Regions from separate parts of the Homo sapiens genome. Here all the other regions are linked to region 1. The links are chromatin contacts, found by Hi-C or POLR2A ChIA-PET in ENCODE. All regions are on one chromosome and are shown on one strand. Each heading gives the region's core, a stretch centred on a gene start or an enhancer-like site at or near the end of the contact. The rest is flanking DNA. Distances are from core to core; before and after follow the strand shown. Region 1 overlaps PTPA (protein phosphatase 2 phosphatase activator). Region 2 has its middle 52 kb from the start of C9orf50. Region 3 has its middle 62 kb from the start of LINC00963. Region 4 has its middle 29 kb from the start of LINC00963. Region 5 has its middle 56 kb from the start of LINC00963.

Evidence for each region. Hi-C counts contacts between places; a loop is a spot of excess contacts on that map. ChIA-PET counts read pairs that join two places held with the same protein, here RNA polymerase II (POLR2A). Pooled maps may share reads with other maps.
Region 2: a loop to region 1 is called in a map of IMR-90, with 13 times the contacts of the local background. The contact joins two enhancer-like sites. A Hi-C loop is called at or near these places in 6 of 168 maps with a recorded cell type or tissue (HCT116, IMR-90, PC-9 and 3 more) and 12 of 50 pooled maps. POLR2A ChIA-PET finds 5 or more read pairs at or near these places in 10 of 52 experiments (A549, AG04449, AG04450 and 7 more).
Region 3: a loop to region 1 is called in a map of G401, with 4 times the contacts of the local background. The contact joins two enhancer-like sites. A Hi-C loop is called at or near these places in 1 of 168 maps with a recorded cell type or tissue (G401) and 6 of 50 pooled maps. POLR2A ChIA-PET finds 5 or more read pairs at or near these places in 6 of 52 experiments (A549, HCT116, HepG2 and 3 more).
Region 4: a loop to region 1 is called in a map of CD8-positive, alpha-beta T cell, with 17 times the contacts of the local background. The contact joins two enhancer-like sites. A Hi-C loop is called at or near these places in 4 of 168 maps with a recorded cell type or tissue (CD8-positive, alpha-beta T cell, GM12878, chondrocyte and 1 more), 13 of 37 single-sample maps with no recorded cell type and 21 of 50 pooled maps. POLR2A ChIA-PET finds 5 or more read pairs at or near these places in 18 of 52 experiments (A549, A673, AG04449 and 13 more).
Region 5: a loop to region 1 is called in a map of endothelial cell of hepatic sinusoid, with 4 times the contacts of the local background. The contact joins two enhancer-like sites. A Hi-C loop is called at or near these places in 1 of 168 maps with a recorded cell type or tissue (endothelial cell of hepatic sinusoid) and 5 of 50 pooled maps. POLR2A ChIA-PET finds 5 or more read pairs at or near these places in 2 of 52 experiments (PC-3 and activated CD4-positive, alpha-beta T cell).

What each region holds. Positions count from the first base shown.
Region 1 is chr9:129,137,941-129,140,678 of GRCh38, reverse strand. All of the region lies in intron 8 of PTPA (protein phosphatase 2 phosphatase activator), which reads right to left. Among named protein-coding and RNA genes, the nearest start is that of PTPA, 28 kb to the right of the region's middle. RefSeq lists enhancers at 1-305, 386-545, 836-885, 306-933, 1,006-1,095 and 1 more. Within about 2 kb of position 1,323, at least 41 of the 41 ENCODE cell types and tissues checked have a DNase peak (open chromatin) inside an H3K27ac peak, as active enhancers do; they include A673, CD8-positive, alpha-beta T cell, HCT116 and 3 more, where a contact is called at or near this core.
Region 2 is chr9:129,568,054-129,570,791 of GRCh38, reverse strand. No RefSeq gene overlaps it. Among named protein-coding and RNA genes, the nearest start is that of C9orf50, 52 kb to the left of the region's middle. RefSeq lists enhancers at 1-102, 1-114, 115-978. Within about 2 kb of position 1,377, at least 29 of the 41 ENCODE cell types and tissues checked have a DNase peak (open chromatin) inside an H3K27ac peak, as active enhancers do; they include HCT116, IMR-90 and PC-9, where a contact is called at or near this core.
Region 3 is chr9:129,549,024-129,551,761 of GRCh38, reverse strand. No RefSeq gene overlaps it. Among named protein-coding and RNA genes, the nearest start is that of LINC00963, 62 kb to the right of the region's middle. Within about 2 kb of position 1,426, at least 26 of the 41 ENCODE cell types and tissues checked have a DNase peak (open chromatin) inside an H3K27ac peak, as active enhancers do.
Region 4 is chr9:129,457,899-129,460,636 of GRCh38, reverse strand. No RefSeq gene overlaps it. Among named protein-coding and RNA genes, the nearest start is that of LINC00963, 29 kb to the left of the region's middle. RefSeq lists a silencer at 1-88 and enhancers at 1-351, 483-1,003, 1,004-1,525, 1,902-1,951. Within about 2 kb of position 1,321, at least 34 of the 41 ENCODE cell types and tissues checked have a DNase peak (open chromatin) inside an H3K27ac peak, as active enhancers do; they include A673, CD8-positive, alpha-beta T cell and endothelial cell of umbilical vein, where a contact is called at or near this core.
Region 5 is chr9:129,431,528-129,434,265 of GRCh38, reverse strand. No RefSeq gene overlaps it. Among named protein-coding and RNA genes, the nearest start is that of LINC00963, 56 kb to the left of the region's middle. Within about 2 kb of position 1,410, at least 6 of the 41 ENCODE cell types and tissues checked have a DNase peak (open chromatin) inside an H3K27ac peak, as active enhancers do.

The sequences.
Region 1 (2,738 bases), core at 74-2,573:
AAGCAACCAGGAGGCACCCTGTCGGCTTTGTCGGCTTTGTCTGCCAGGGGCCTGCCCGGCAAGGGCTCCGAGGCAAAGGCAGGCAGATGGGCACTGGAAGACAAGAGCCCCTGCCTCCTGGCCAGCCTCGCCTACCAGGGCCAAAGAACAGATCCTCAAAAGGCCTCTGGCAGAGCCAGGGCTAGGCCCATGTCCTGGAGCTCCAGTGGCCCTGGGCCCCTACACACAGAAAGGCCAGAGAGGTAGTTTCTTTGGAGGGGCTGCAGGCTGCCCCCAGGCCTTCAGTACCCCAGGGTCTCCCTAAGTCCTTCAGGGAGGTTACAGTCCTTTGCCTGTAACTCTGGCAAAGGAAAACAGACGAGTGGGAGAAAAAGGAATCGGGGCTGGAAGACAAAGAAAAAATTAGCTCATTCTAGCCACAAAGGGAGAAGAGAAAGAACCAGAATGAGCGAGCGAGCTGCAGCCCGCAGTGACCCCAGGGGAATCGTGTGAGTCAGAGCAGCCATATTGAGCAGGAAATTACTCACAGACGCTGCGTTCCTGCCTCTCCACTCCCCAGAGAATCGGCCTTTTGTAAATGGCTCCTCTGTCAGTAACTGGGGGGATGGGCGGGGGTGGGGAGGCTCTGCACAGCGCCTTCCTGTCAGCTCCTTCCCTTCCAGCTGAAATCTGATCCCTCCCTTCCCAAAACTCCAAATTTAGAAGCCAGATTGAAACTGAAATTCTTTTCCTGCCTGCCCTGGGCTCTTAAAGGCGCCAGGGCTGCATTTACAGAGGCTGTAGAGGCCCTGCAAGGTGGGGTCCCTCACCTAGGATGCCCACGGGTATCAGGGCAGTCTTGGCATGAGACCCTGAAAGGGCTGCCTGATTCCACTCCCAAGTTCTCGGTGTTTTAGTTAATCTCCCAGTTAAAAGAGCACCATGGTGAATCCAGGGTCTCCAGAGGAAACACTGCCTCCTTCCCAAGCAAGGCGTACAGAACTCCATGCAAGCCTCCAGGTCCCCAGTGAGCTAGGCCAGGCCACTCACCAACTAGGGACTGCAAAATGCTGCTCACTGCTCCGAGGTGGAAGAGGGTGGGCGCTCTGGAGAACCAACACAACGTGTGCTGCAACCAGCGGCCACGTGGCAAGATGGGCCCTTGCTGCAGCCACCCCGGCTCCTGGGCACACTCCTCCTAGGGTCTACTGTTGAACACCATGCCCAAGAGCCTAGACCCAAAGTGAAAACCCGGACCTGTGGAGAAGGTGCGGAACAGCCAACAACTCTAGGCACGCCCTCCCCTCCCTGTTCCTTCTGCTGCCTCAAATAAATGTCACCAAACCCTCTCCAAGTTCAGTGTGCCTCTCCTGCCACCTAGTGGCTACTTTGAGATTTCCTCTACTGGAGGAACTGGGTCCCAAACTTTGGAAAAGCTTTTGGGGTGTTTATACCAACAAAATCAACCAACCAACTAAAGACAAAATTTTACCATGGAATCAATTCCCAAAATCCTGGAGGCCAGGCCTGGCATGCCTCCTAGTTAGAATACCGACAGGGACCCAGAGGCCTGGCCAGCCGCCGGGGGAGCCCAAACAGCTCAGCCTTTCAGCCACACCCAAGAACTCAGTGTGGCATCTGCACCCTTCTTCCCACCCTGCTCCTCCAGCTTATCCTGAGGTCCCCCAGGGCTCCGCAGACCCCCACATTCCACTCCACAGAGAGCAGCGCGTGACTGGCTTTCAAGGCAGTGAGCCAGGCTGCCCCCAAGTCCTCCCGACCTTGGGCCTGCCACACTGCTGAGGGCAGCAGATCTCCGGGAATGAAGTGGTGGCCGCCCAGCCGTCAGTCCCGGCTCCATTTGCTGACTTGGAAAAAATGTGTCATTCCCCTCTGGCCTCTGGAGTTTGGCAGAAGCCTGAGCCGAATGTTGACCAGGAAGAGCCTGGAGCCAAGGCTGCTGGTTATAACCCAGCTTTCTCCACCTCGTCGGGGGCTCAGAATACACAGCCCGGACGGAGAGCAGCCCCCGTGGCCAGCATCCACAGGCCTGCTAGGAACCTCACTGAGGCAGCAGACATCCGTGCTGGTGTCGGGAAAGGGACTGAGGAGGGATAGAACTCTCAAACCCTCTCCAGATAGCTGAGCGAGGGCGCCCTTTGGAAACTGGGGCATGGGGATGGCAGAGAGGATGAGAAGTCCTAACACCTCCCTCAAGAGAGGTCCAGAGAGCAGAGGGTCCCCAGCTTTCCTGTGCAGTCGCCTGGCACGTGTGTTTAGATGCAGGTTCCTGGCTCTTGTCCCCTAAGATTCTGATGCAATAAGCTGGGATGGAGGGCCCAGGAATGTGCGTTTTAACAAACACACTAGGAGATCTCGCACAAGTGGTCCAGGGCCCACTGCAAGGAATCCTGCCTTGGTGAGACAATAACTTCCAGTTCCAGAACCCAGCCGTGGGGCTGGCTATCCAGTGACTGCCACCACAGGCCAGGCCTGCGCACTCCCACTCCAGCACTTTGCTCGGGCCCACGTCCTCAGGCACTGACAGAGACGTGTCCCTTCGACAGAAAAGCTGTCTGCACCAGAAGTTCGCTCCATCTCCTCTGGTGGTTTCATTTTACACATCCACAGCACATGGTTCTACAGACCCTTGTGGGGCCCCACCGAAAGATGCTGACCCTCCCCCACAAACCTCCGCCCGCCCCGACCCTTTCAGACCTGCTGCAGCAGTCACCAAGGCCAGTTAGTGACCAAGTCTT
Region 2 (2,738 bases), core at 128-2,627, 430 kb before region 1:
TGGAGGGAAGAAAGATTGACAGAACCTCAGCACCTCAACACCAGCTCCATTTTTAAGATGAAGAAACCGAGGCGGGGGAGGAGGTCTGCTCAGTCCTGGAACACCCCACTTCCCCAGCAGCCTTAGGCCGCCACCCCTGCCCGGCTTACCCACCTCCATCGGGGAGCCTCTGTCATTCTGGTAGCTGGGGGGTGGGGGACTGGGGAACAGAACACATTCCCCAGGGCCCTTTGAGTCATGCTGAGTCCTGTAGAAGTCCCAGCACCACCCATGGTGCTCCCAGGAAGCTTTAGCTGGCCTCTGGGAAGCAAATTGGGGCTCCTGACCCCTCTAAACAGAGAATGGCACCCCCGCTCCATGAGTCTCTTTCCTCCTTTCCTCTCTGGCCCCTCTTGCCCTTCTCTGTGCCTGGTGGCAGGATTTAGGAGCCCATCTCTGTCCCCCATAAGTACTGTGGCTGGGCGAGCCCCTGCCCTTCCCTGGGCCTCACTGGCCCAGCTGGGACCAGGCCAGCAAACCCAAGTCTCTCTTGACCTGACCCCCCAGGACACTGTGTCCATTGGAGCTCTGACTGTACCCCCTTTGCCCTGGTGCCCTCCAGTCCCCACCCCTCTCTCTCTCTCTGGCCCTCTTATGGACTCTTCCAGAGGGAGACTGTCCCACCCCACCTCCTGGCTTCTCCTTCCTCTTGGTCTCTCTCCTCCTGGCCATCCTCATTGGAAAATGCCAAGTCTGCAGGTTTCCCATGACCTTGAACAACCGGCAGTTTGGGAGTGAGCAGCTCTGAGCTTTGCAAGGAGGGCCTAGGGTGAGGCCCACCATGGGTCCTGGGGGCTGCATTGCCTTTGCACCCCACACCCTGTCCTGCTGACCTTGCTTCATTTTTCTCCATGGCAAGTGGCATCTTCTCACTGCTTACTTGGGTATTGTACGTCCATGGCCTCAGTAGAATGTTCCTTCCACAACGGTAGGGGTTTTGTCAGCTGTGGTCACTGCTTGGTCCTCACCCGGAAGGCCTATAACAGTGCCTGGCCCACAGGGGGCCTCCATGAGTGCTGAGGAAGGAGGATTTCCTCCAAGCCACCTGTGGGGAGCACTTCCTTGTGGGCATCACTGCCTCTGATGCACCATCTGCCTGCCCAGGATATGCCAGGCCCCTTTCAGAAGATGGGGAAACTGAGGCTCAGAGAGGAAGAGACGAAGGGAAGGAACGGATGCAACCTCACACAGTGGTCCCTGGTGGGAGTCCAGAGGAACGGATGCAACCTCACACAGTGGTCCCTGGTGGGAGTCCAGAGTCGAACCCACGCATTCAGGCCGTGGCGCTTGACTTAGCCCTTCCTCCCACCAGCCAGCCAGTCCGCCAACAGCTGAGAGGGGCTGGGACAGCCCCGCCCGCACCCCACGTCCCTGACGCCTTCGGCCACGCCCCTGTGGTAGAGTGAAGAAACTGAGGCACCCCGCCTCCTCGGATTCCTTGCAAGCCTCCTTCCCACACCCGCGCCCGCGCCCCCGCCCCCTCCTCGGGCCCTGCCCTCCCTCCCTGGCCTGGCCCCGGCCCCGGCCCCGGCCCCGGCCCCGCGTAGCCCCCGGCCCTTGGCAGAGCTCAGCCCGCGCCCACCCGGAGCCGGGGAGGGAGAGAAAAATGAGTTTTCCTGCCGCCCGGTGGCGGTGTCAATTGATCGCGCGCGGGCGGGGCTGCGCGCCGGGCTGGGGGCCTTGCTCGCAGCTGCCGGCGCGCAATTATCGGGAAAAAACTGGGGCGGCTGCCGCGGTGAAATTAGTTATCGATCCCTCGGTGGGGCCGCGGGGCCGCGCTTGGCGCTGAGGGCTGCAGACCCGGCCAAGCCCGCTGGGCGGGGCGGGGGCCTGGGGGGCGGCGGGGGCGGGCCCTCCCCCTGCTCCGGCCTCTCCCTCCTCCCCCTCCTCCTCCCTCCTCCTCCCGCCCGCGCTCCCCTCTCCCATTCATCCTGCCGCCGTATCGACCCGCGGCCGACCCCGCGCGGCCAGGCGCCCCCGCCCGCTGCCCTCTCCTTTCCCAGCCCGGCCTCCCCCGCGGGGGCTGTCACCGAGCGCCTGGCACGGCCGGGCCATGCCCCGGGGAAGGAGGGACCAGGGCCGGGGGCGGGAGCCAGCCCTTGTGCTCGCAGCCCTGGGTTCGGAGCCCAGCTGCCCGGGAAGGTTTCCAGATCTCCCTGAGCCTCAGTTTCCCCATCTGTAAACTGGGTGGTGGTGGCTTCGTCCCCCGCTTTGAGAGGACAGCAGGAGAGGCGTCCTGAGAAGTGAGTTCGCCTGGAAGCTGCCGGGCTGTAGTTTGCGTTGATACCACCGATCTTCCCGGTCACTCTAGGAGACGGGCCATATCCCCGTTTTACAAATGAGGAAACTAACTCAGCGAGGGGAGACGCCGTGTCCAGGGACACACAGTAAGCAGGTGGCCCAGGAGGACCCCAGAACCCGGCTGGAGGTGGCGGTGGGGGGCGAGGGGTGCCTGCGGAAGGAGAGGAACAGGAGCAGCGGGAGGTCAGCGCTGGCACCTGCAGCCCTGTCAGCCTGCGGGGGTGCGGAAGTTTGGGAGGTCTTAGCAGAGTGGTGCTGACAGATCGTAGAGCGTGGGTGGAGGTCAGGGCTCCCCAGCCCTCGCTGAGCCATTGGCTCGGCAGCCTCCTGGTTGGAGAGGAAGAGTGGGGAGGGACAGAGGAAGGAGAGGGAAGCAAAGAGGAGAAGGGGAGTGTCTT
Region 3 (2,738 bases), core at 177-2,676, 410 kb before region 1:
CACCTCAGCCCTGGGTGAAGCCCACCTGTCATTCCTTTTCATGCCTCTCCCCAGTTCCTTCCCAGCCCCAGAGCACCTGTCATGACCCCTTTGTCTCCTGTGAGGTCCTTGTCTAGAGTTCCTAGCTGCAGCCCTAGGGCTTAGAATGCACTTGGAGCATAGTAGGTCTTCAATAAATAAGTGCTGCATAGATTAGTAAGGTGCATGGGAGGCATCACTGGGGCTGTGGTGTTCTGTTTGTTTGTTTGTTTGAAACACAGTCTTGCTCTGTCGTCCAGGCTGGAATGCAGTGGCTTGATCTCAGCTCACTGTAACCTTCTCCCAGGTTCAAGGGATTCTCCTGCCTCAGCCTACCAAGTAGCTGGGATTACAGGCATGCACCACCACGTGCAGCTAATTTTTGTATTTTTAGTAGAGACGGAGTTTCACCATGTTGGCTAGGCTGGTCTTGAACTCCTGACCTCAAGTGATCCGCCTGCCTTGGCCTCCCAAAGTGCTGGGATTAGAGTTGTGAGCCACGCACAGCACCTGGCCTGTTTTCATTTTTTTAGACACAGTTTCCCCCTGACGCCCAGGCTGGAGTGCAGTGGTGAGATCTCAGCTCACTGCAACCTCGGTCTCCCAGGCTGCAGTGATTCTTATGCCTCAGCCTCCCGGAGTAGCTGGCATTACAGGTGCGCATCACTACATCCAGCTAATTTTTGTATTTTAGTAGAGACGGCGTTTTGCCATGTTGGCCAGGCTTGTCTTGAACTCCTGACCTCAAGTGATCTGCCTGCCTCGGCCTCCCAAAGTGCTGGGATTACAGGCGTGAGCCACCGCGCCCGACCTGGGACTGCTTTTTTTTTTAACCTTTCTTAACCACTGGTGTCTTTGAGAAACCGATGAAATGTTTGGATTCTCTCCAGACAAATGCACCCCAAATGTGACACAGAATTTCAGGGACACCCCCCACCCAAGGTCATCCACAAAGCCCAGCTTAAGATCTGTTTGTCTGAGGGAGAGGGGGCTCCTGAGATCCTGGGGAGACGGTGGGGAAGGTGTTACCAAGGGGGACATGGGGACCCCAACCACCCCACAGCGGGCTGGCGAAGAGTGGGGTGGATGAACCCCTTTTCTTGTACTCTCTGCTCCAGAAGGAAAGGGGGCGAGTAGGAGGTGATCGGGGAGGAGCGGGAACACAGGAGGGAAAGAATCCGAGGCAGCGGAAGAGACCGGAATCGGAGGGTAGGGGCGCGGTGGAGAGGCTCAGCCCCGCGGAGGGAATCGGAGCAAGCGCAGCGGCGCCAGTGGGGAGAGGGCCGGGCCAGGGCCGCCCAGGAGGGCCGAGCGCCGCCAGTGCCGAGATGCCCGGGCCGCCGTCCAGCTCCGATCGCCTGCCGCGTTCCTGGCAACCGCGCGCGGCTTCCCGGCGGAGGCGGGGCCCGCGGAGAGGTTACATCTGCACCAAGTGCCTGGGCGCAGCCGGCCCGGAGGGCAGTGATGTGGGGTTCGGGTGGGGGAAGATAGGGGGCCCTGGAGGGGGCGCGAGGGCGGCCGGCGAGCCGGGCGGGGAGAGGGAGGAAAGGCTGCGGCGGCGGCGCGGTCCGGGCCCCGGAAACATTCCTCCGAGGGGCGCCCCCGCCCGAGCTTCTGGGGTCCGCGCGTCCCGGCCGGGGCTCTCTTGGGGGTCGCCTCGCCCGCTTTCCGCCCCAGAAGGCCAGTGAACCGTTCCCCCACGGCCTCCCCAAATCCCAGAGTCCGGCCGCTCCCGCTGGCCGTCCCCTCTCCCCCGAGAACGAGCCCGCCTGGAGCGGTCGCGTGGGCTCTGACACGGGCAGGAGGGCTGCCACTTGCGCCCACCCCCTCCTTCCCTCGCGGTCCGCCGGGTCCGCCCAGCTCTCGTGGGATTGGGCTGGTGTCTTCTGCACCCAATCAGGTGGTGTGGGCACCGCACTGCGTCACTCCCCTGCTCCCGGACCATCTGCGGCTCCCTATTACCACCTCTACATTCTGGTTTACAGCCTTGAGTAGGGCCCAGCACCGCGGGTAGGCTCGGGTGTCCCACTCTCCAGCACCGGGGGTCCTCCTCTCTGGTTGGGCTGTGGGTTGAGGGGCTCTGGACCAGACACCGGCCTACCCCGTGAGCCTCCTCCTATTTTTCTTTCTCTTTCTCTCTCTCCTCTCCCTCTGTTCCTGTGTGTCTGACAGCCTCTCTGTCACGCACACACATTGTATTGCTTCTGTCAGTAGACTGAATGCATTCGGTGCCACCTAGATACCAGCCAGGTCCTGGGCCTTGCACTGGGCCCTGGACGGCACCTGGGCTGAGCCGGAAACAGCCCCTGCCCTCTGAGAACTCAGGCCCTGGCAGGCAGAGTGGAGGCTGCCCAGGGAGGAGGGTAAAAGCTGAACTCTGGAGTCCAGTCAGTAGCTTTGGGTTTAAATTCCGCCCTTCCACTTCCTGGCTGGGTGTGTCCTTGGGCAAATTATACTTGGAACCTCAGCTGGCCCAGCTGTCAAATGGGAATAGAATTGTCAGTCGGCGCCACCTCATGGGGCTAGGTTGGGAGGGTTTAAGGAGATAACACCAGTAGCTCTTGGCATACACGGTCCCTTTTAGTAAGCTTCCAGCATGGAAGGAAGTACGAGGACAGAGACTGGACAAGAACCGAGGGTCCATTTGGAGTCCTTAGAATCGATGCCTTTGAGCAGACAGACTCCCCAGCAGCCCTGCAGGCATCATCAGAGAATAACCG
Region 4 (2,738 bases), core at 72-2,571, 320 kb before region 1:
AGCAGCCGGGCTGCAGGCGGCCTCCCTCTCGCGGCGCACAGAGGCCCGCGCCGGCTCCAGCCGCCCGCGGCCGACCTCGCGCGTCCTCAAAGCCAGCCTGTCCCACTTCCCCCGCCGGTTGCTACAGCAACTGAGCTCTGAGTAATCAGCTGCACGGTGACCTTTCTTCCCCCGGAGAGCGGGAGGGAGGGAGCGGGAGGGCGGAGGGAGGAAGGGAGGGGAGGAGAGAGGGGGGAGGAGGAGGGAGGAGGAGAATGGAGGGGAAAGATGGAGAGGAGGAGGGAGGGAGGCTGGAGGGGGGAGATGCAGGCGGGGGAGGAGGGAGGAGGAGCAGGGGGAGGCTGAGCTGCTGGTCAAAGCTGTAAATCCCTGCAGCTGGGGTCTGAGGGCTTTGCGGGGAGGAGCTGGCAGTCAGAAGGCGGGAGAGAGGAGGGGGCGGCCGGCAGCACCGTGGTAGGGGGAGGGAGGGGTAGCCAGGGAACTGACCCGGACAGATTCCCTCCCAGGCACCCCTGGCGCCCACCCCTAGCCCCTCCCGGGATGCTCCCCCGAGTCCTCCCTCGTGGAGAGGTGAGGGGACTGTGAGAGAACGGCAGGTCCCCAGTGCTCTCTGGCTCACAGGACAGCCCTCCCGCCTCCGCAGCCGCCTTGATTCCACCATTCCCCAGATGGAAAAACTGAGGCTGGGAGGCTTGTTTACAGTGTCAGGGCCCCGAGCTTGGCCCCTGGGACAGCCCCTCACCCCACAACCGCCACTAGCTGGCAACCAGGTGGAGGAAAGTTCTGGTCCACGCCCAGCCTTCCCACCTCCCTGATCTCTGGCCTCAGTTTCCCTGGTTGTAAAGCAAGGATCCCCACGGCATGGTGTACGCTGCAGTGGCGGGGGAGTTAGGGGGCTCCATGGAGCTTCTCACACCCCAGTGTTGATTTAAGATTCTCTAAGCGCAGCAGAAGCGCGGTGAGGCGAATGTGAGAGGGCCGGGACTGGAGATGCTGGGGATGGGGTGGGCATACTTAGGAGAAGGGGCCCCACAGGTCCCGGAGCGGCCAGGTAGCTGGGGCACCACCCAGGCCCCCTCAGGCGCGGAAACCTTCCTGCTACCTGGTATCCTGCCTACCCCCCCCAGCTCGGCCGCCCTGGGGCCTCTCCGGCTCCAGCTCTTGGCTGGGCCTCGGTGCCAGCACAAGCCCTATCACCCGCCGGCCCTGGGGACCCGCCAGCCGCCTGTTTACGAGGCCAGCCAGCCCCCCGTCACAGCCGTGCCCACGGGGTGGGGGAGGGACGACAGATGGCGGAGGTGCCATTTTAACCAGAGTCTGCAGCCGTTGGGGAAGGAGAGGAAGTAGCCCAGGGCTGGAGGGAGCTGGGACCTTCTGTTGTTGCTGCCCCTGGGGCACCTCCATCCTACCCCCTCTGCACGGGCACCTCTCCCGAGCTCAGGTCTGAGTGGCACAGATCCAACAACCTCGTCACTGGGGCTGCCTAATCTTCCATGGACTCTGTGGGTGCCCCTTGGATCAGCGAAGCATCCGGGGTCCCCCGGGGGCAGGGGCTATAGGGGCAATCTCTTAAGGCTCCACTGTGAGGAGGGCCCCATGACTTCTCCAGCCCACAGCAAGGATCCCCCACCCCCACTACTGACTATGAAATGCAGGCTGCAGGGAGTCACAGCAGGAGGGACCGTGGGCAGACAGGGCTGCAAAGTTCGGCCTGCCTCGAGGCTCCAGCAGGGGAGCTCAGGACGGGTTGGGAGCAAAGTCTGGGAGAGGGAGAGGGGCTCCCCCCAGGCGTTCTGTGCTTTCATCCCAGCTCAGCACCCATGTCAGCCCCAGAACCTCCCCCAGGCTTCCACATTCAAAGCTCCAGCTGCAGAGGGTGCTGACCTCGCCCCTGTGGGGGTAGGGGGCGAAAGGGGGCTTAGGGGCAAGCCAGATGGTGATATGGAGACAAACTGCATAGCTCCTCGGTAACTCTCAGGCCCGTGTTTCACAGGTGAGGACACCAAGACCAGGGGCGTGAAGCCACTGGTCCAGGGTCACCCAGCTGTTGATGGGTGCGCCAGCCCCTGATGGTCCAGGATGAGGAGCACGTGACGCTCTCAGGCCACAGAACGACCGCACTGGAGGCAGCAGCCGTGGCTGTGAGCCTGCCTGTTCCCCAGGGTTCTTGACTCTCTGGAAGCTTCCCTTTGTGGGAAACCTTTGTGCACCCAGGCTTTTGGACAAGTGACACTTGTTTGTACAAGCAGGAGTGGTTTGGATCAAGGGATCGAGGTGATAGCAAGAGCCACTCTGCCTCCCTGAGCACCCGCAAAGCCCTGCTCTGGGCCTCACATGTGGTTTTTGTTTTGTTTTGTTTTGAAACAGGGTCGGGCTCTGTCACCCAGGCTGGAGTGCAGTGGCATGATCACGGCTCACTGCAGCCTCAACCTCGCAGGTTTACACAACCCTCCCACCTCAGCCTCCCGAGTAGCTGGGACTTTTGTTTTGTTTTGTTTTGTTTTTAATTTTTTGTAGAGATAGGGTCTTCCTATGTTGCCCAGGCTGGTCTCAAACTCTTGGGTTCAAGTGATCCTCCTGCTATGGCCTCCCAAAGTATTGGGATTATAGGCATGAGCCACCACGCCAGACCCACATGCGTTTTATCATAGGATGTCCTGGCTATCCTGGAAGGTGAATGCTGCTATTATATCCGTTTTCAGATAGAAAAAAATGAGGCTTAGGGAGATGTGGTGACT
Region 5 (2,738 bases), core at 161-2,660, 290 kb before region 1:
AGGATACCTGGATCTTTGGGAACTCTTGTATCAAGGCTGCCACAACCCCAGACCACCTCCCTCAACACATTCCACACACAGAAAGAAACTTTTCATTTGTTTAAACCATGCTTGGTGGAGTTTTCTGTTGTCTGTAGACTAATGCAAATTCTGGCAGATTCATCCATCTTGGGGCCTGAGGGAGGATCCCAGACCCTACAGACCACAGTTTGGACATGGGTGAAAATCCATTGTTTTGCATAAAGTGTTTGCCAGGCACTGATGGCTACAGTGACCCTGGGACAGATGATCCCAAGTGCTCCATTAGGACTCAGTGCCTGGTGCTTGGCTGTGGCAAAGCTTTCTCAGGCCTCCAGCATGCGACACGGTGTGTGGTGGTCACCAGATGTGCTTTTTGGGGGAGGATTTTCCTTTATTCTAAGATTATGTCCTTCATACTTTTTGGGCTTTAAAATGAAATTTATTTCATGAAATGATGGGATAGTTGATGATGAGAATTTTTTTTTTTCCTTTTTTGAGACAGGGTCTTGTTCTGTTGACCAGGCTACAGTGCACTGGTGTGATCACTGCTCACTGCAGCCTCGACTTCCTGGGCTCAAGCGATCCTCCCACTTCAGCCTCCTGAGTAGCTGGGACTATTGACGTGTGCCAGCATGCCCAAATAATTTTATTTTTTGTAGAAATGGGTCTCACTATGTTACCCTGGTGGATCTCAAACTCCTGGGCTCAAGTGATCCCCCTCATTCTGTCACCCAGGCTGGAGTGCAGTGGCCCAATCTCGGCTCACTGCAACCTCTGCCTCTAGGATTCAGGCGATTCTCCTGCCTCAGCCTCCCGAGTAGCTGGGATTACAGGCACCCGCTACCACACCCGGCTAATTTTTATATTTTTAGTAGAGACAGGGTTTCACCAGGTTGGCCAGGCTGGTCTCGAACTCCTGACCTCAAATGATCCGTTCGGATGGTGAGATTTTTAATGTGTGTGGTTTTCATTTTGTTTTTGTAATAAAAACTTGGCATGGTTGTTATCAGTCCCCCAATTTTCTCTGGGAGTTGCAAAGGTCCCTGGGAGTATGCCCAAGAATCCTTCAGGTCTCATGCACCCAGGCCCAGCTGGTAGCCCAGAAAATAGGGAGGAGAGGCAGCCCCTGCCAGGAGCCAGCATCAACGGCAGTGGGGGTGGATGGCCCAGGGGCAGGCGAGCATGGTTCCAGATGCCTGCACTTTGGGTCCCAAGGGCCTGGCACTGGGAGAATGTTCCCAGGCTCTCTGTGCCTCCTGCTGTCCCTGCCCCACCTGCTAAGGTGTCCCCAGAGGAGCTGGAACAGTGTGTTACAGCTCCCCAGGCGGTATGGCCCCTGAGCACGCTGTGTTCTGGAGGCCAGCGAGGGTGTGCCAGGCTCTGTCCAGTGGACCGTGGGTGCACACCTGCTCCAAGGCCCAGTGGCTTGGCAGGTCCCTGCCAGGAACAGCAACGCTCAGCTCAGCTGGACAGTCAGCCCAACAAGCTCAGAGATGGCCAGGGACAACAGGAACTCATAGGAAAGTCCAGGCCATCCCAGGGGCCTTGCAACAGGCCCCGAAGACCCAGCGATGGGGAGGAGGAAGCTGGAGAGAGGAATGGTAGAAGCAGTACTTGGGAAACTGCTCAACTGGGGAGATGAAAGGTGAACACTGTGCTACACTCACAGCATTTTAAACCTTGCAGCTCCCAGCAACTCTGCCCTAATGAGAAGCAGGAAGAGCCGCGGCAGGCCAGGAAGGGAGTTGCTTGGAGGCGAGGAGGATGGGAGGGCAGAGAGCTTAACGAAGTCTCTGTGCCCTGCCACCCTGGGAGCCATCCTGCCCCCACAGAGACCCCCACAGAGGGTTTCCAAGCAGGGGAGAGCAACCAGAGTCCCCAGGCTGCATTTTGGGCTCTGGTGATACAGACTGGAATGCAGCTGAGGGTTAGAGCCGTGAGCGGGAAATGCGGGGTACAACTGTGGGGTGCGCCCACTGCACCGTGCATCATGCCGAAAAGGTCCTGTAGCGGTTATAGCGGGACCCAGTACCCCTGCCTCACCCCATGCCCAGATATCAAGAACATACAGATATCAAGATCATACAGCTGGGGAACAGCAGAGGGGCTCCTGGATGCTCTTCTTCAGGGTGAGGCCGGCTTCATCCACTTCAGGGATGTCTAGGGCTGGATGTCATAGCCACCTCATTAAATGTGTCTGCTTTTTCCAGCCTCATCCTCATCCCTAGCCCCAGCTCCAGGCCCAGCCTGCTTTTAACAAGACAGTGAAGAGTGGCAGTTAAAGGTCTGGCTGGCATCAGACAGTGCTGAATTCAAACACCAGCTGAGCTGAAAACGGCCTGACTGGGTGACCTTGAGCAAGCAGCCTGCCCTCTCTGAGGCTCAGTTTATTTTCTGGAAGGGAGAAGACGGTGTCTACTTCCAATGACCGCCATGATGTTTCAGGTTCAGCCCGAAGGGTGAGCAGCCAATAAAGAGTGCCGAGAACGGCCTCTGGCCTGCCAGGTAGAGAAATGACCTGATTCCTTCCAGAAGTTTCCAGTGTTCCCAAGCTGATGAGGCTCCTGGGAGATGCCTCCAGATCTCTTAACGTTCAGGGAAGCATGGGCTCTGGTTGCATTAGGGAGGATTTATTTTATTTTTAAAGGAGTTGAGGCCACTTTGCAATCAGAGCCTTCGTGGCTGGAGCTGGGCGAGCTGAGGAAGGAGTATTAATC